2 separate regions of the Homo sapiens genome follow, and region 2 is linked to region 1. Evidence: read pairs that join two places in POLR2A ChIA-PET (ENCODE). Cell type or tissue: OCI-LY7. All regions are shown on one strand.

The links. ChIA-PET counts read pairs that join two places held together with the same protein. Peaks named below come from ENCODE experiments on the same cell type or tissue, not always from the same donor. Only the 100,000 strongest peaks of a DNase experiment are listed, where the experiment ranks them.
Region 2: POLR2A ChIA-PET joins it to region 1 with 15 read pairs; 6 of 35 experiments call an interaction of 5 or more read pairs at or near these places.

The regions. Positions count from the first base shown.
Region 1 is chr11:95,250,914-95,258,913 of GRCh38, forward strand. No RefSeq gene overlaps it. Among named protein-coding and RNA genes, the nearest start is that of SESN3, 24 kb to the left of the region's middle. RefSeq lists an enhancer at 3,186-3,575. In OCI-LY7, no CTCF peak of the experiment used is centred here; DNase peaks (open chromatin) are centred at 3,588, 5,498 and 6,898; H3K4me3 peaks cover 3,472 bases; H3K27ac peaks cover 4,594 bases.
Region 2 is chr11:95,303,195-95,311,194 of GRCh38, forward strand. No RefSeq gene overlaps it. Among named protein-coding and RNA genes, the nearest start is that of SESN3, 76 kb to the left of the region's middle. In OCI-LY7, a CTCF peak has its summit at 3,183; no DNase peak of the experiment used is centred here.

The sequences.
Region 1 (8,000 bases):
CCTTGGTGTTGGCTCCACAGAATCATACACTTTGGTCTCTGGAGCACTTCCTGATATGTCATAGGAGTTTTTAGTGTCTTCAGATTATCTCAGAGATTTTACAAATGATGCAGTGAAATCAGGAGAAAAGAGACGTGTAACCCCTTTATCACTGATCTCCAATTTCATGGGCAGGACATGTAGAAAGAGCCTGGAATTTGACAATAGAACTCTGGTGAACAGGTATACTAAACATAATAAATATAATAAAAACTACAGCTTAATTTGAGAAAGCTCATTGAAAGAGAAATAAAAATTCTTCTTTTTGATGTAAACCATCTTGAGATATTTATAGTTTTTTGTTCTGTCCCCACGTGTTTTGCCTTTATCTTTGATTATCTAAACTATAAGGACCACAGATTCTCATTTTTGAAATTTGCTTTCATTAATTCTTCTCCATCTTTTTTTTTTTTTTCTTTATGTATCTGAGTTTCTATCAGTTTGGCAAAAATACTTGGCAACATTTACTGGGATTTTTGAACATCCCACATGCAGTTCTGTGTTAGGGATTTCACAGGTATTATCCTATTTAATCCTCTTCTATAAGAGGCAGGTATGTTACTGTGCTTGATTTATTTAAAAAAAAAAGAAAGAAATAGAGGGAGGTTAAATCATCCCCACTCTTATCTTGGTTTCCGTCTCTCCCTGTAGTCTGCTGGTGTGTTGCAGAGCTGAGGTTTGAATAGGACCTGATTCCAGAGCCTGAACTCTTAATCCCACACACAATTTTGCAAAGGGCTCAAAGTCACAGAATGTCATACTGGAAGCATCCTTAGAGATCATCTAGCTTAGAACATAATATCTAGCTGTGGACCTGATTTGCTCCTACTTTCTGGGCAAAATGAATCTCCCAGAGTGAAAAATAGGTAGGGGAAATGGATGAGGTGGGAGAGGGCTGGGTGGGTTGATTCCAAGTCCCAGACTCCCAGCAGGGACTTTCATGTCTGGAATTTTGTTTTTTGCTTTTTGTTTGTTTGTTTGTTTGTTTTTGAGTCAGAGTCTTGCTCTGTCACCCAGGCTGCAGTGCAGTGGTGCCGTCTCAGCTCACCGCAACCTCCGCCTCCCGAGTTCAAGCAATTCTCAAGCCTCAGTCTCCTGAGTAGCTGGGATTACAGGCTCCTGCCACCACGCCTGGCTAATTTCTTTATATTTTTAATAGAGACAGGGTTTCATGATGTTGACCAGGCTGGTCTCGAATTCCTGACCTCAAGTGATCCACCTGCCTTGGCCTCCCAAAGTGCTAGGATTCCAGGTGTGAGTCATTGTGCCTGTCTGGGGTTTTGGAATTGGATGGTGCACACATTTTTTTTTAGCCTGCATTAATGTCTTTCTTTATCATTAAAATGTTCGTTTAATAATCATGTGAGGTTGGGGTCTAATTTCAGTTTCAACTGCCGCTAACTATGTGACCATAGGATTTTGTTGTTGTTTTTGCTCAGCATCTACTGTGCCATATTTTAAGACACACATTTCAGGCAAAACAGACAGCAGGAACAAAGGTGTGGTAGGTCCACTGAACAGGGAGCCAGAGAGCTGGATGTAGGAACTGCCCATCACTCTGGGGAGTCTATGAGACAACAATTCTGTTTTTCAGCACAACAAATTGTTTGTTACCTTCAAATAACACAGAAAGACAAAAATCAGTAAGTTTATATTTCCACAGGCAGTGAAAATGTGAAGATCTGAGTGGTGTGAAAAGAAGTCACTTTCAGAGAGAACATTTTGCTGAAATTTAGAGTGAGCTACATGTGCCTAAGTCATACACAGGAAGTAGGAGACCTGGGGGTCAAGGGGACAAAAAGCCCCACAGTGAAAAAAGGCAATTACTGGGAAAATGAGAGAAGAATGCAAAGTATACAGAAGCAGCTATGTACGTTGTGAAATACAAGTCACCACACTATGTGTTGCTGCTGTCACAAAGATCAAGATAGAAAATGCAAATATTCACCTCCATGTCTGAGTAATCTTTGCCCCCCCCATTCTTTCATTCCTTTCCTCCAACATTTTAGTCTCCTAAGCCTTTTTTGAAGGATTCTTTGTCTCATTTAAAAATAAAGATGGGTAAGGGAGTACCTGAGCAAACCAGATGTGGCAGGCTCCGTGAAGTATATCCATGTTTTCCTGCTCTGCTTATGTAAAAATAACTGAGGGAAGCTGAAATATTTTGTATGTGTATTAAAAGTTAAAGGGAAGAAGGGTTTGGAGCAATGAATGAGATGAAAGACAAAGCTGTGCCAGGAAAGATGAAAGCCAAGCAAAGGGTGGTTAATCATCCCAGTCAGAGACAAACAAGAGAAATCTAGTGTGTCCTGAGAGCTAAGGAGCCCCGCTATCCACCATGGAAATGTCTCTGACATCTAAGTTACCGAGCTGGTTACTAAGCCTGCTATTTCTGATCTGTCAAAATCATTCCATTAAAACTTAAAATAAGCCTGCAACTGGATAAGCTTATCCCTTACAGAAGCCTTATGTAATAAATGCAAATGTGCATCTGAATTATTAGGCTTCTATTTTTTTCCCTCAAAGCTGCACTTAATCAGTAAAAGCTTGTGAAAGCCTAAAGATTTCTAAAATAAATGTGTATCTAAGAGCATCTCTAACATTGTCTTGAGAGCTACCAAGAGGTTTAGAAGAAAAGGCCTTGTGTGGAGAACAAGAATTGCTGGGTTCTGGCACTGGTTTAGCTACTTAATTTGCACTGGTTCTTGCAAATCACTTAGCCTCCCAAGGTTGAAAGAGTCTATGTCTGAGTGAAAAGAGTTCAGAAACTAGGATTAAAAACCATGGGTTTGAGGCCCAGCTTCATCATGTGCAAGCTATATGGCTGGCAATGGATTTAATATTTAGGGGTTTGTTTTCTTATCTATAGAGTGGGGGAAGTAATAGTACCTCATGCATGGGACAGCTGCAAAGAACATATGAGACATTGTATATAAAAAAGTTCTTTGCGCACTGTAAAGGGCAACAGACAAGTTGGCCTTTGTCACTACTTCCCCAGTTTACCTAAGGCTTACAGAATGCTGGGAAAATAAATGAGAGGTAATAAGGCATTTTTTATAGAAAGTCCTAAAAATTACTTCACAATTCTTTGCAGCAAGTGAAGACATAGTTTAATACTGATGGTAAAGGCAAATGAACTAATCAGAAGGCCAGCCCCATCTAGGAGATGTGTAAGACATCTTCCACCTACAGTCGAAGGCAAACGATAAGGTTTTTTTCTTATTCTCTTGTATTCTAGAGGCTGTTGGGGGTTGGGTGGCTTGGAAGAGAAAGTGCCACACAATAGCATTTGCTAGATTACGGCATGGGGGTTGGGAGGGCGCTATAATTTAAGAGGCATAAGATGACTGAAGTGATCACACAAAAAAGATATCTTCCAATTCCATTTGAGCTACAATCTGATTTCGCTGTTGAGTACAACGTCCCCTTCACAAGAATCAGAAGTCAGCATCAGGGCTGTGCTGCATAAGTTTTCCACCCAGCAACAGGATGATGTCAGCAGCCAGGGAGAACGACCAATCAGCAGGCAGAATGAATCAGAGCGTGCTGGGATTTTGCTCAACTGTCTCTTAGCAAAGCAAGCTGTGCTCTGAAGTGCAGGGGTTATTTGCACTTCCTCTGCACTTGAAGCTGAGGCTGAATGGCTCTTTAGCTGAAAAGGTACCAAGGAGTGTGCAAGCAGTTAAGATGATTTGCATCCAAGCAGCCAGTCTCATAAGTCATGAGTCATATTTGTTTTCCTGAAAGTATTTTTTTGGAATAAAAAATTCAGCATTAATAAAGATTCTAAAGTCTTGATTTATATGTTGTGTCTTATAATTGCTTGAAACCTGTTTTGTTTCATGCATAGTGATGCTGGGCAGCTCTTGGCACATGAGCTACAAGTAAAGTTCAATACTGCCTCTTAGGGAGTTTGAACTTGCCTCTGATGTTTCAAGTCTTCTCTCTAATGACAAGCAGCCTGGAAATCAACAGCTGTTTCATTTCTGGGGCAAAAGTGCTAATTCTCCAATTACACTAAAGTGTGTTTTGTGTGTGCTTTAAAAATAAGTCTAAGCTGGAAGGATATGATGTGACTTGTAGACATTGTCTCATGGGTGGGAGTGGAGAGGGCTTTGTAGCATTTCTGAAAACATGAAGTTATTTCCCAAAATTTTGTCAGTTTTTCTGATCTTAGTGGGCAGTGACAGCAGTATTGGAAAAGGGTGCAATCGAAGGGTTAAACCTACCTACCCGGCATTACCTATGACATATCCCAGGTCGATTAGACCTCCCAGGCAGGTTCCTCACTGGCATTATCTGAGGACAATTTCTGTGCTATCTAAGGCCAGAAAGCAGTTTTTCCTGTGAGTGGTGAAAACACATCTTTCCAAAAGAAAATATATATCTCAGAGAGGGAGTGATTTTTCATCTTGTCTTCTTTCAGAGTCCTTGGTAGGTCTCAGGAAGCACCATGTACTGCAATTTATTAGCCCAGACCTGCTGCAACCTATCCTTCTACAGTTTGCTTCTTGGCTGAATGCCTCGTTTTCCTCATTACTGAAATGAAAAAGGGTTTACAAAGCTAGCTAATTTGAGCTAATTAGGGACGGGCTATTCTGAAATATGAAGAAGGCTGGATTTGAGAATATTCCTTAAAGAAAAGCCGACATTACATTCAAAGGTTGGTAATATGCTGGAGGAGAGAGCACAGCTTCCAGAGTTTAGGCTTCCCAGCTTTTGAATCCCAGCTCTGTGCTTCCAGCCACCTCTCCATTCCACAGGTGCAAACTGGGGTAATGCTTAGCTCCAAGGACGGTTGTGAAGATAAACAATCTCTCACCACCAAGCACAGGCAAAACACATAGTAGCTACTCAATAATTCATAGACCCTCCACCCCCTTTAAACTGGAAATAAACAACTTGTTGGCTGATAGAAATCCCAGAGGGACCTGCTTTCACAAATACTGTAGGATTTGTAATTAGCATGTAAAAAGACTGCTTCCAGCCCTTGAAAGCATGTTGTCCTTTAAAGGCTCTTAGGCAGACTCAAGAAGCCTTGTTTGCCCTCTAGCATTAATTTGCTTAGCAAATTCTCACTGCTAGGGCAAAATTAAATTTCAGTTTAGGCTCTGTTTGATTGACCACAAACTCTAAATGAAGGTGGCTTTAGTGTGATCTAACTTTCACTTGTTTGGGATCCTTGAGATTAATGCAATGGGCCTTCGAGTGATTCTATAAGGCCCTGGCACTCTTTACGAGAAAGACGTAAATATGAAGTATCTGAAGCAATGCTGTTATCACCATTCCCTTTCCTTAGCTTAACATCCCTCAAGGGGTGCTTCTGGTGCCCAGAGAAGTTTAGAAAAGCTTTTGACAGAGCAGAGCAGACTAGGAGTCTGTACAGAGGTGAAAGCCCTGGGAAGGTATGAGGTTATAGCAGCTGTAGAACCCAGAGACTTCTGGAGGAAGTCGGGTAGGGGATGTATTTCCTGGGTGAGGGCAAATCAGCTATTTTGGATTCTTTGGTTCCTCATTAGTCAGAAATCAAGAAGACTACAGAAATGGCAACATTCTGCTGTTGCTACTGGTCCTTTCTCCTGAGGAATGCATTTGCTGACTAAGACATAACTTCGTAGATTCGCTGTCCACTCACGGCTTAGTTTATTGCAACACAGAGAAGGTCTCTTTCTTCCCGGTGTGCAGAAAGATAAACTGACAGCCTGTGGGTAAGCTCAGAGACTTGCGAAAGATCACGTTAGGACATCAGGATGGAGATACTGAATGCGGAAACAATGAAACCGGAAGTTGAGATCTTCAGACAGTACCTCCATTATTCCAATCACTTCAAGTCCAAATGGAGAAGTTTAAAATGAGTACCTTTAACCAAGAGTGTAAGACCTGCCTAGTTTTGAGTAATTGGATCTCTGGATATGGGCTCTAAGAGATCTTTACCTATATTTAGGCAAAGGGAAGCCAATTCATTCCAAGAGAGTCCTTTTTCTTTTTTGACAGATCAATTTGATATGGTATCATGGATTAAATACATTTCTTACTTGGAAGGATCACATTATTTGGGAATAGGTTCACTGCAGATATAATTAGTTAAGATGAGGTATACAGGAGTAGGGTGGGCTCCTTATCCAACATGACAGGTGTCCTTATAAGAAGACGACAGTGTGAAGGCAGGTGCACATAGGAAGAAAGCTGCGTGACACAGAGGATTGGACTGGTACATCTACAAGCCAAGAAACACCGAAGATTGTTGGCAAACCACCAGAAGCCAGGAAGAGGCAAGGCAGGGTTCCCTAGAGGTTTCAGAGGGAGCTTGGCCCTGCTGATACCTTGATTTTGGAGTTCTCCAGAAGTAGGAGACAATAAATTTCTATAATTTTAAGCCACCCAATTTGTAGAACTTTGTTACAGCAGCCCTAGCAAACTAATATATATGGCAATAATCAAAATGACCGAACTGGGAAAAGCTTCCAGCTATGTGTGATTTTTGAGTAAATAACTTGACCCCTCTGGAAGAAAGTTTTCTTACTGGTGAAATAGGAGTGGAGTAGGTGACTTAAAAGGACTCTAAACTCCTTTGGGAGTATGTAGTATCTCCCAGTGTTTTGATCCACCTCTTGACTCCTATCTATCTCTCTGTTTCTACTTGCCTGTATCTTAGTTCAGGGCCCAGTTATTTATTGCCTGGAAAACTGTAAAACTTTTCTTGCTTTCACTCTCTCACTGTACAACATAAGTGCCTGTGGAATCTTTGTAGACAGAGATCTGATAATATAATTCCCCTACACACCCCCTGTACAGCTGATGCTGCTTGCAGAATCCTGTTGAAACTCTTTAGCTTGACACCTGGCTCTTCACATCTGGACCAACATGTCTCTTCAGGTTTGTCTCCCGCGAACTCCCTCCCAGTTCCTCTCATGTCCACATCTGATGCGTTCTAGCCATACTAAAATATTAAGTCATGATCTTCTCTTTTCTTTTTTTTTTTTTTGAGATGGAGTCTCTTTCTGTCGCCCAGGCTGGAGTGCAGTGGCGCAGTCTCTGCTCACTGCAAGCTCCACCTCCCGGTTTCACTCCATTCTCCTGTCTCAGCCTACAGCTGGGACTACAGGCGCCTGCCACGGCGCCCAGCTAATTTTTTTATTTTTTGTATTTTTAGTAGAGACAGGGTTTCTCCGTGTTAGCCAGGATGGTCTCGATCTCCTGACCTCATGATCCTCCCATCTCAGCCTCCCAAAGTGCTGGGATTACAGGCATGAGCCACCACACCTGGCCTATGAACTTCTCTTTGCTTAAATCCTGCACCCACTTGCTCTCTAGGGACTTCCCACCTGCCCTTTTATTCTCCACAAAACAAGGAGCAATTTGAGGAAAGAAACTGTGTTTCTTTCACTGTTTTTGTTTTTGTTTTGAAACAGGGTCTCTTCTGTCGCCCGGGCTGGAATGCAGTGACGCAGTCACAACTCACTGCAGCCTCGATTTTCCAGGCTCAGGCGATCCTCCCACTTCAGCTTCCCAAGTAGCTGGGACTTGAGCATACACCACCACGTACACCACCATGCCCAGCTAATTTTTGTATTTTTTGTAGAGACTGGGTTTTGCCATGTTGCCCAGGTTAGTCTCGAACTGGGCTCAAATGATCTACTCACCTTGGTCTCCCAATGTGCTGGTATTACAGGCATGAGCCACTGTGCTTGGCCTGTTTTTGGTTTTTTGAGACAGTCTTGCCCTGTTGTCCAGGATGGAGTGCAGTGGCATCAACATGGCTCGTTGCAGCCTCAACTTCCTGGGCTCCAGTGATCCTCTCGCCTCAGCCTCCCATGTAGCTGGGATTACAGGTATGGGCCACCACACCCGGCTAATTTTTTGGTTTCTGTTTTTTGTAGAAATGGTGTCTCACCATGGTGTCCAGGTTGGTCTTGAACTCCTGGGCTCAAATGATCCTCCCACCTCAGCCTCTCAAAGAG
Region 2 (8,000 bases), 52 kb after region 1:
TCTTGATTTTGCAGATAATTTAGAGAGCAAGAGGTTCGGGAGGAGAGTGACAGAAGAAGCTGGCAGGAGTATTGGAGATCTGAATGGAAAAGCAAGACAGTGAGCACAGAAGACAGGAGGCTGCCCCTACCTGTCCAGATGAGGGGTAAATTGAGCTAAACTTAGTGAGGATGGAGAGGAGAGGGTGGGCATGAGAGACATCACTCAAGGAGATTTGAGACTCGGTGACAACCAATATGTGGTGGGCGAAGGCAAGAGAGAAATTAGATGAGTGAGAGGGAAGATGATGTCTTTGACTTATATAGGGAGAGGTGAAGAGGAGGAGGGGCGGATCTGGCATTCAAAATGGTTTCTTAAAGCCCATTTTGTCCACACCTCCAGGTGAGTATGCAGAAGTCACTCAACAAATCCTTTTTATGGATCTTGAATTACCAGTTACTGGTTCAGGTGGAGCAAGTCACCTGTTTAGTAGGGCAAAGACAAAGGTTTGCATAATAATAATAGTAATAATAATAGCTACCACTTTTTAGCACTTACTATGTGTTAGGCACTGAGCCAATATTTTACACACTATCTCATTCAATATTCAAGCAGTCCCATGAGGTGTACTACTTTTGTGCCCACCTTGGAGATGATTTCATTCATCAAATATTTATTAAGTGACTACTATATGTGCCAGGCACTGTTTTGGGCATCCAGGATATATCAGTGAATAAAACAGGGGGAATAAGTCCCTGCCATTGTGGAGCTTACCTTTTAGTGGGGAAACTAAAATAAGGAAACTAGGACTTAGTGAGATGTGGTACCTGCACATACCCCCAGCTAGTGTGTGCTGGGCAAGATGAGGGCAGCAATGTACCTGTTGTGGTCAGCTGTGGTCAGGCCCACTCGAGCTCACACGTGGACACAAATGGGAAACTCCCTTGCAAGGCAGCCACAAAAGAGGAAAGGTTGTCCAGTGTTGGCACATAAGAACTCTAAAACCCCAGAGGCTAGAAGTGAGGACAGATAGTCTGGCTTCCTGATTGACAGAATTATTGAATTATCTGGAGTTCATGTGTTTTTCTGGGTGCTTCTATAAGCAGAGATATATCGGCAGCGTGCTCACAGCTCTATGCAAGTCTAATCAGTCATGTGTCTCCTTCCTGATTAATTGCCAAGACACCAAATTTCAGTTAAGAGTCCATAAGAAATAAGGGGGTTAATGAAGAGCTATGTTGATCCACCTTTAACCTTACTTAGTTTAGATATTTTGCACTATTTGTTAGCTGCCTTGAGAGCAAATCAAAATAACCGCAGCTATAATTAAGGCCATCCTTCTTGCCCATCCTCGACTCTAGTCTGGACTCTATAGGCTGTCCTTGCTTACCTATTTAGGGTTGCCAGTGCTTCACATTCACCAGGGGCAGTGGCCTCATGGCTACCCCTGACCACATCCCTCCCCTACATCAGATGAGAAAGGACAGACCTTTTTTTGCACATTTGGGTGGAACCTTTGTTTTTTCTTAAGAAGAACAGGGATACAAAAGCATTTTATCTTGCTTTCCTCCTGGGCAAGAGGAATGACTGCTTTGCACTATGCAGGCCTCAGGGGTCTGTGGTCTGAGGGTTTCATCTGTGACATGAAACAGTCCAACTAGCTTCTTCTAGAGCCATGGAAGTTCACACTAGTCAGTGGTGTCCACTGCCCAACACTGGGGAGGAAAAGCCAGACTGATTGTACACAGAATGCATGAGGCCTGGCCTTGGAGCTCTGTACATTTAAATTAGGAAGCTTTTGGCCACAGTACATGTAAAACCACAACTGAAACAATGATACAAGTGTTTGCTCATACAGTAAGCAGTCTGGAGTGGACTATGGTTCTGGTATGACCGAGGCTTAACACCATCCTGAAAGACCTAGGTTGCTTCCTACTTTCCATCCAGCCATCATGATGTTGGCTTCATCCTCAGCCTGATAAAACAGCTGCTGTACTCCCAGCTATCACTGCTGGGCCAGTCATGGCCAGAGGAAGAAGAAAGATTTTCTTTTTCTATTTTAGATACAAGGAAACTGTCCCAGAAGCCTCCTAGCAGATTTCACCCTCACGTTGGATCAGTCAGAATTAGACCACACGCCCATTCCTAAACAAAGCCTTGCCAAAAGGAATGGGGCTACTATGGCTGACTTTGTAGGCAAACCAGAATCACAATCTGGAGGTGGAATTGACATCAGCTTCCCCTGAAGCCCATGGCTATGTGAAGGAGGTGGATACCTGAACCAAATCACATTTCTATCCAGGTGAAAGAAGAGAAGTGGGCAACAGATCTTGGATAGGCAACCAGGAGTGTTTGCCTCAACAGCTAGACATGTGGCTCTCACTGGTTCAGTGCCTCCAGAGAGGGAAAGCAACTTACCTTTGTGTCTTCCCTCACTCAGCCCTACCCTGAGGCCCCCACATCTGATGCATTTGGATTGTGCCAGCTGGAGGCTTGTGTGTGTGTTTTTTTATTTTGTTCTGTTTTTAATGATAGTTATAATCTTACTTTGTACTTGGGAAAGGCCTTTCTTCCAACAAGCTCCAGGCACTTTTATAGACTCGATGACCTCTGCCCTGAGAATTATTATCTTCCATTTATGGAGGTGGTGTGAGGGTCACGAGGCAGCCCCAAAGGCCCAGTCTGGAAGGAGAACACATCCTGCTCTGGGTTTTCTAAAAGGAGTGACAGGCTGGAAGGACTAAGACTCCATCCATGAGAATGGCTCTGGGTGCAGAGGTGTGGTCTGTTAACAAAGGCTTCCTTTGTGCTGACTGGAGTTTCTGGAAAAAGTTAGCTCTCCAACAATCTTGGAGAAGTGCTCGGTGATTACATAGAAGCAGAGTGGATTAGAAAGGCTGAAATCAGTATTTGTCTACCTTGGCTCATTCTAGTTCATTCCCTTGCCTTTGGGGGAAAATCAAAGGGATTCTTTCAAGAAATATTCGGTCCCTTCCCTATGCTGGCCATCGTGCTGGGCATTGGACATATAGTCCGGAACAAGATACAGTTCCTAACCTCAAAGAGCTCACAGATTGTTGGGGAGAAAACTCAAAAAATAGGCAATTACAATGCAGTGGAATAAGTGCTTTGATCCCCCTCTGCTGGGTGCAGGGCTTCCAGGAAGACCTGCTGTTAAAGCTGAGATTGAAGGGACAGGGAGGAGTGAAATATTGTCTATTTCCAAGCAAGGCATGTCTTACCTGCAGTTTCTCAAAGTTTGAGGAGCATTAATTTTACAGAATGTTAATTTAAATCTTTTTTTTTTTTTTTAAAAAGAAAGCATAGATGGTCAGATAAATTTGGGGAATGGTGGGGTAAGCAGTCTAGGATTTTGCAGAGCTTTTGATAACTGTACTAGTGGTAACCATAAACTTCTGAGAGAGATGTGAAGTGGATGTTTGCCCCATCATACTTGACTACAAAATCTTTTTCCCTCCATCTTTCCCAGATGAGTGATTTTAACGCTGAGAACTTACAGCACTGTAACTGAGTTGAGATTGAGGGTAGGGGCAATAGTAGGTCAGAGGAAGCATCACAGTTCTGCTCTAAAAATATAGGGGCTAGCTTTTCAAATAATAGCTGTGTTTGTTTTATGAGCCTATTTACATTCTGTAGTGGACACCATGGTCTCCCGTAATAATTAGACTCAGTCAGTCATTTGTAGGAGAAATATTCTTCTTGCAGTGAATGGGTTAGCTGTGGCCATGAGGCTCCATTTTCAGTGGGATGAAAGAGGAAATATGCTAAGGACTTAGGGGAAAGTTTCATGCTCTAAGAAAAAAAAAAAGGAAGAGGTAGCTTCTCTTATTCCTCTAGATATTCTCTCTAAATGTGATGACTGGAACTGTAGAGCCATCTGGCCAAAAACTTGAGGATAAAACCAATACCTAGATGGCAGAGTAGAGACTGAAGCTACCCAGATCTTTGATGACAACATTGAGCTTCTGATTAATCACATCTAGAGGCTGTCCTAGCTATTGACTTAACTTTGACTTCTTGTTATGTAATAATACATTTCCTTATATTTTAACTATTTCTAAGCAGACTTTTCTGTTATTTGGAGTTAGAAGTATCCTGGCTAATAAAATTTCCTATTTTAATCTTCTCACATGGTTATCCCACTGACATATTTAGTCATTTCCTTGATGAAGGCACATAACTTAGATTTTCAGAGTGGAGGTAAAGTTGTCCTGGACTCAAGTGTCTGAGGCAGCAGGTGGTACATTAGTGAAGCACAAAAGCATCTCCAAGACTCATTGGTTTAGGCAAATGAGGATGGCTGTGGACTGATGTTCTAGTGGGGCTGGTTAATGCAGTGCTTGAAGGGCTGAACATGGGCCTGCTGAAGACACCAGCCAGGCAGCTGGAACTCAGGAGTCAGGCAGGGCACAGGAAGAGGAGAAGCGATTGTTAGGCCAACTATTCTGGCAAAGGCCTGAACTCCCCTACAAAGTTTTCATGTACCCAGTCCCCCTCCCCCAGAACTTTTGCTGCTTCAACAGCTCTCTCCCCACTTCCCCTCCCTTCGGCTTCAGAAATGTCCCTTTAAGTGTTTTGTGGCTTCTTTCCCTTGACATCATTTTATTTTTAATGGTTCAAATTTATATTTATACATATTCAATGAAATATCCCTTTTTTATGTACAGGCCTGTTGACATGATTTATTAGTAATTGTGTCCATTAATTTTTCTTAAACCATCTTAGCCCCTTTCAAGAGTATAGTTCAGCAGCATTAAGTATATTCACATTGTTGCAAAACAGATCTCCAGAGCATTTTCATCTTATGTCATGGTTAATTTTATGTGTCAACTTGATTAGGCCATGATGTGCCATGAGGTGCCCAGATTAAACCCTAATTCTGGGAGTGTCTTTGAGGGTGTTTCCAGATGAGATTAGATGTTAAATCTGTGGATTTAGTAAAGTGGATTTTCTTCACCAATGTGGATGGCCATCATCCAATCCATTGAGAGTCTGAATAGGGCAAAAGGTGGAGGAAGAGAGGATTTGTCCCCCTCCTGCCTGCTTGCTTGAGCTGGCACATCAGTCTTCTCCTGACATTAGCCTGGGATTTCCATCATCAGCTCCCCTGTTTCTCAAGCCTTTGGACTTAGACTAGAAATACATCCCTGGCTTTCCTGGGTCTCCAGCTTGTAGATGCCAGATAATGGGACTCCTCAGCCTCCATAATGGCATGAGCCAGTTGTGCATAATATGTGTGTATATATATATATGTATATTCTGTTGGTTCTGCTTCTCTGGAGAACCCTGACTAATACATCTTCCAAAATTGAAAGTTTATACCTATTAAACAACAACTCTTCTTTTCCCCCTCCCCACCCCAGCCCCTGGTAACCACGATCTGCTTTTTGTTTCTATGGATTTAATGGCTTTAGGTATCTTATGTAAGTATAATTATACAGTATTTGCCTTTTTGTGACTGGTGTCTTTCACTGAGCATAATATCCTCAGTAGAACATGTGACAGGATTTCCTTTCTTTTTAGGGCTCACTCATATCCCATGTGCGTATGTACCACATTTTGTTTGTCCATTCATCCATCCTTCTGCCTCTTGGCTATTGTGTCTTGGCACCACTTTTACCTACTGTTGTGGTTTATGTTTGGGTTTCTAATTCTGCTGCCTGTGTTTCAGTTTAACCAGGTTGCTGTAGGGAACATCCTGGAAGAGAATGCCTGAGAGACACCTCATCCTCCTAAGGATGATCTTGCTAGTGAACTTTTCCAAGAAAAAATTTATTTAGAAAAAAATGACACCAAACAATTCATATGTGCTATATGTATAAAGTAAAAAGTGAACATTTTTCCTTTAATGTAACTACTCCATCTCATGTCTACTCTGTAGCCATAATGACTCCAGCTGAAATGTAGAATTTGAAAATTCATTGGCTTACTCATAAAAGGTAACGTAAGCTCAGTATAAAAAATTTGAAAAACAGCAATAAAAACTACCTTTTAATTAGGTCATATTTTGTGCAGGGCCCTCTACTAGGCATTTTAAAGATACTCTTTTTAATCTACATGACTCTTTGAAGGAGGCATTGGTAATATTTCAAGTAAATTGTAGATTGGTGAGAGGACATCTCCTTCCCAACACCATCACTGTGCACACTTCTACCATAGCTTCTCATTTATTCTCCATGAATAGGAAACTGCACGCCCACAGTGAAGCAGGACAGAGCAAGTGCTGTCAGGCCTCTGAGCCCAGGCCAGGCCATCGCATCCCCTGTGACTTGCACGTATACATCCAGATGGCCTGAAGTAACTGAAGATCCACAAAAGAAGTAAAAACAGCCTTAACTGATGACATTCCACCATTGTGATTTGTTCCTGCCCCACGCTAACTGATCAATGTACTTTGTAATCTCCCCCACCCTTAAGAAGGTACTTTGTAGTCTCCCCCACCCTTAAGAAGGTTCTTTGTAATTCTCCCCACCCTTGAGAATGTACTTTGTGAGATCCACCCCTGCCCACCAGAGAACAACCCCCTTTGACTGTAATTTTCCATTACCTTCCCAAATCCTATAAAACGGCCCCACCCCTATCTCCCTTCACTGACTCTGTTTTCGGACTCAGCCCGCCTGCACCCAGGTGAAATAAACAGCCATGTTGCTCACACAAAGCCTGTTTGGTGGTCTCTTCACATGGACGCGCGTGAAATTTGGTGCCGTGACTCAGATCGGGGGACCTCCCTTGGGAGATCAATCCCCCGTCCTCCTGCTCTTTGCTCCGTGAGAAAGATCAACCTACAACCTCAGGTCTTCAGACCGACCAGCCCAAGAAACATCTCACCAATTTCAAATCCGGTAAGCGGCCTCTTTTTACTCTCTTCTCCAACTTCCCTCACTATCCCTCAACCTCCTTCTCCTTTCAATCTTGGTGCTACACTTGAATCTCTCCCTTCTCTTAATTTCAATTCCTTTCATTTTCTGGTAGAGACGAAAGAGACACGTTTTATCCGTGGACCCAAAACTCTGGCGCTGGTCACGGACTGAGAAGGCAGCCTTCCCTTGGTGTTTAATCATTGCAGGGACGCCTCTCTGATTATACGCCCACGTTTCAAGGGTGTCAGACCACGCAGGGATGCCTGCCTTGGTCCTTCACCCTTAGCGGCAAGTCCCACTTTTCTGGGGAAGGGGCAAGTACCCCAACCCCTTTTCTCCTTGTCTCTACCCCTTCTCTGCTTTTCTGGGGAAGGGGCAAGTACCCCAACCCCTTCTCTCCTTGTCTCTACCCCTTCTCTGCTTTCCTGGGGCAGGGGCAAGTACCCCTCAACCCCTTCTCCTTCACCCTCAGTGGCAAGTCCCACTTTCCTGGGGCAGGGGCAAGTACCCCTCAACCCCTTCTCCTTCACCCTTAGTGGCAAGTCCCACTTTCCTAGGGGGCAAGAACCCCCCAGTTGCTTATTTCCACACCCCAACCTCTTATCTCTGAGCCCCAATCCCTTATTTCTGCACCCTGACCTCTTATTTCCGTGCCCCAAACCCTTCTCTGCTTTTCTGGAGGGCAAGAACCCCCCACCCCTTCTCCGTGTCTCTACTCTTTTCTCTGGGCTTGCCTGCTTCACTATGGGTAAGCTTCCACCTTCCATTCCTCCTTCTTCTCCCTTAGCCTGTGTTCTCAAAAACTTAAAACCTCTTCAACTCACACCTGGACCTAAAACTAAATGCCTTATTTTCTTCTACAATTTTGCTTGACCCCAATACAAACTCGACAGGAGTTCCAAATAGCCGGAAAATGGCACTTTCAATTTTTCCATCCTACAAGATCTAAATAATTCTTGTCGTAAAATGGGCAAATGGTCTGAGGTGCCTGACGTCCAGGCATTCTTTTACACATCAGTCCCTTCCTAGTCTCTGTGCCCAGTGCAACTCGTCCTAAATCTTCCTTCTTTCCCTCCCGCCTGTCCCCTCAGTCCCAACCCCAAGCGTCACTGAGTCTTTCTAATCCTCCTTTTCTACAGA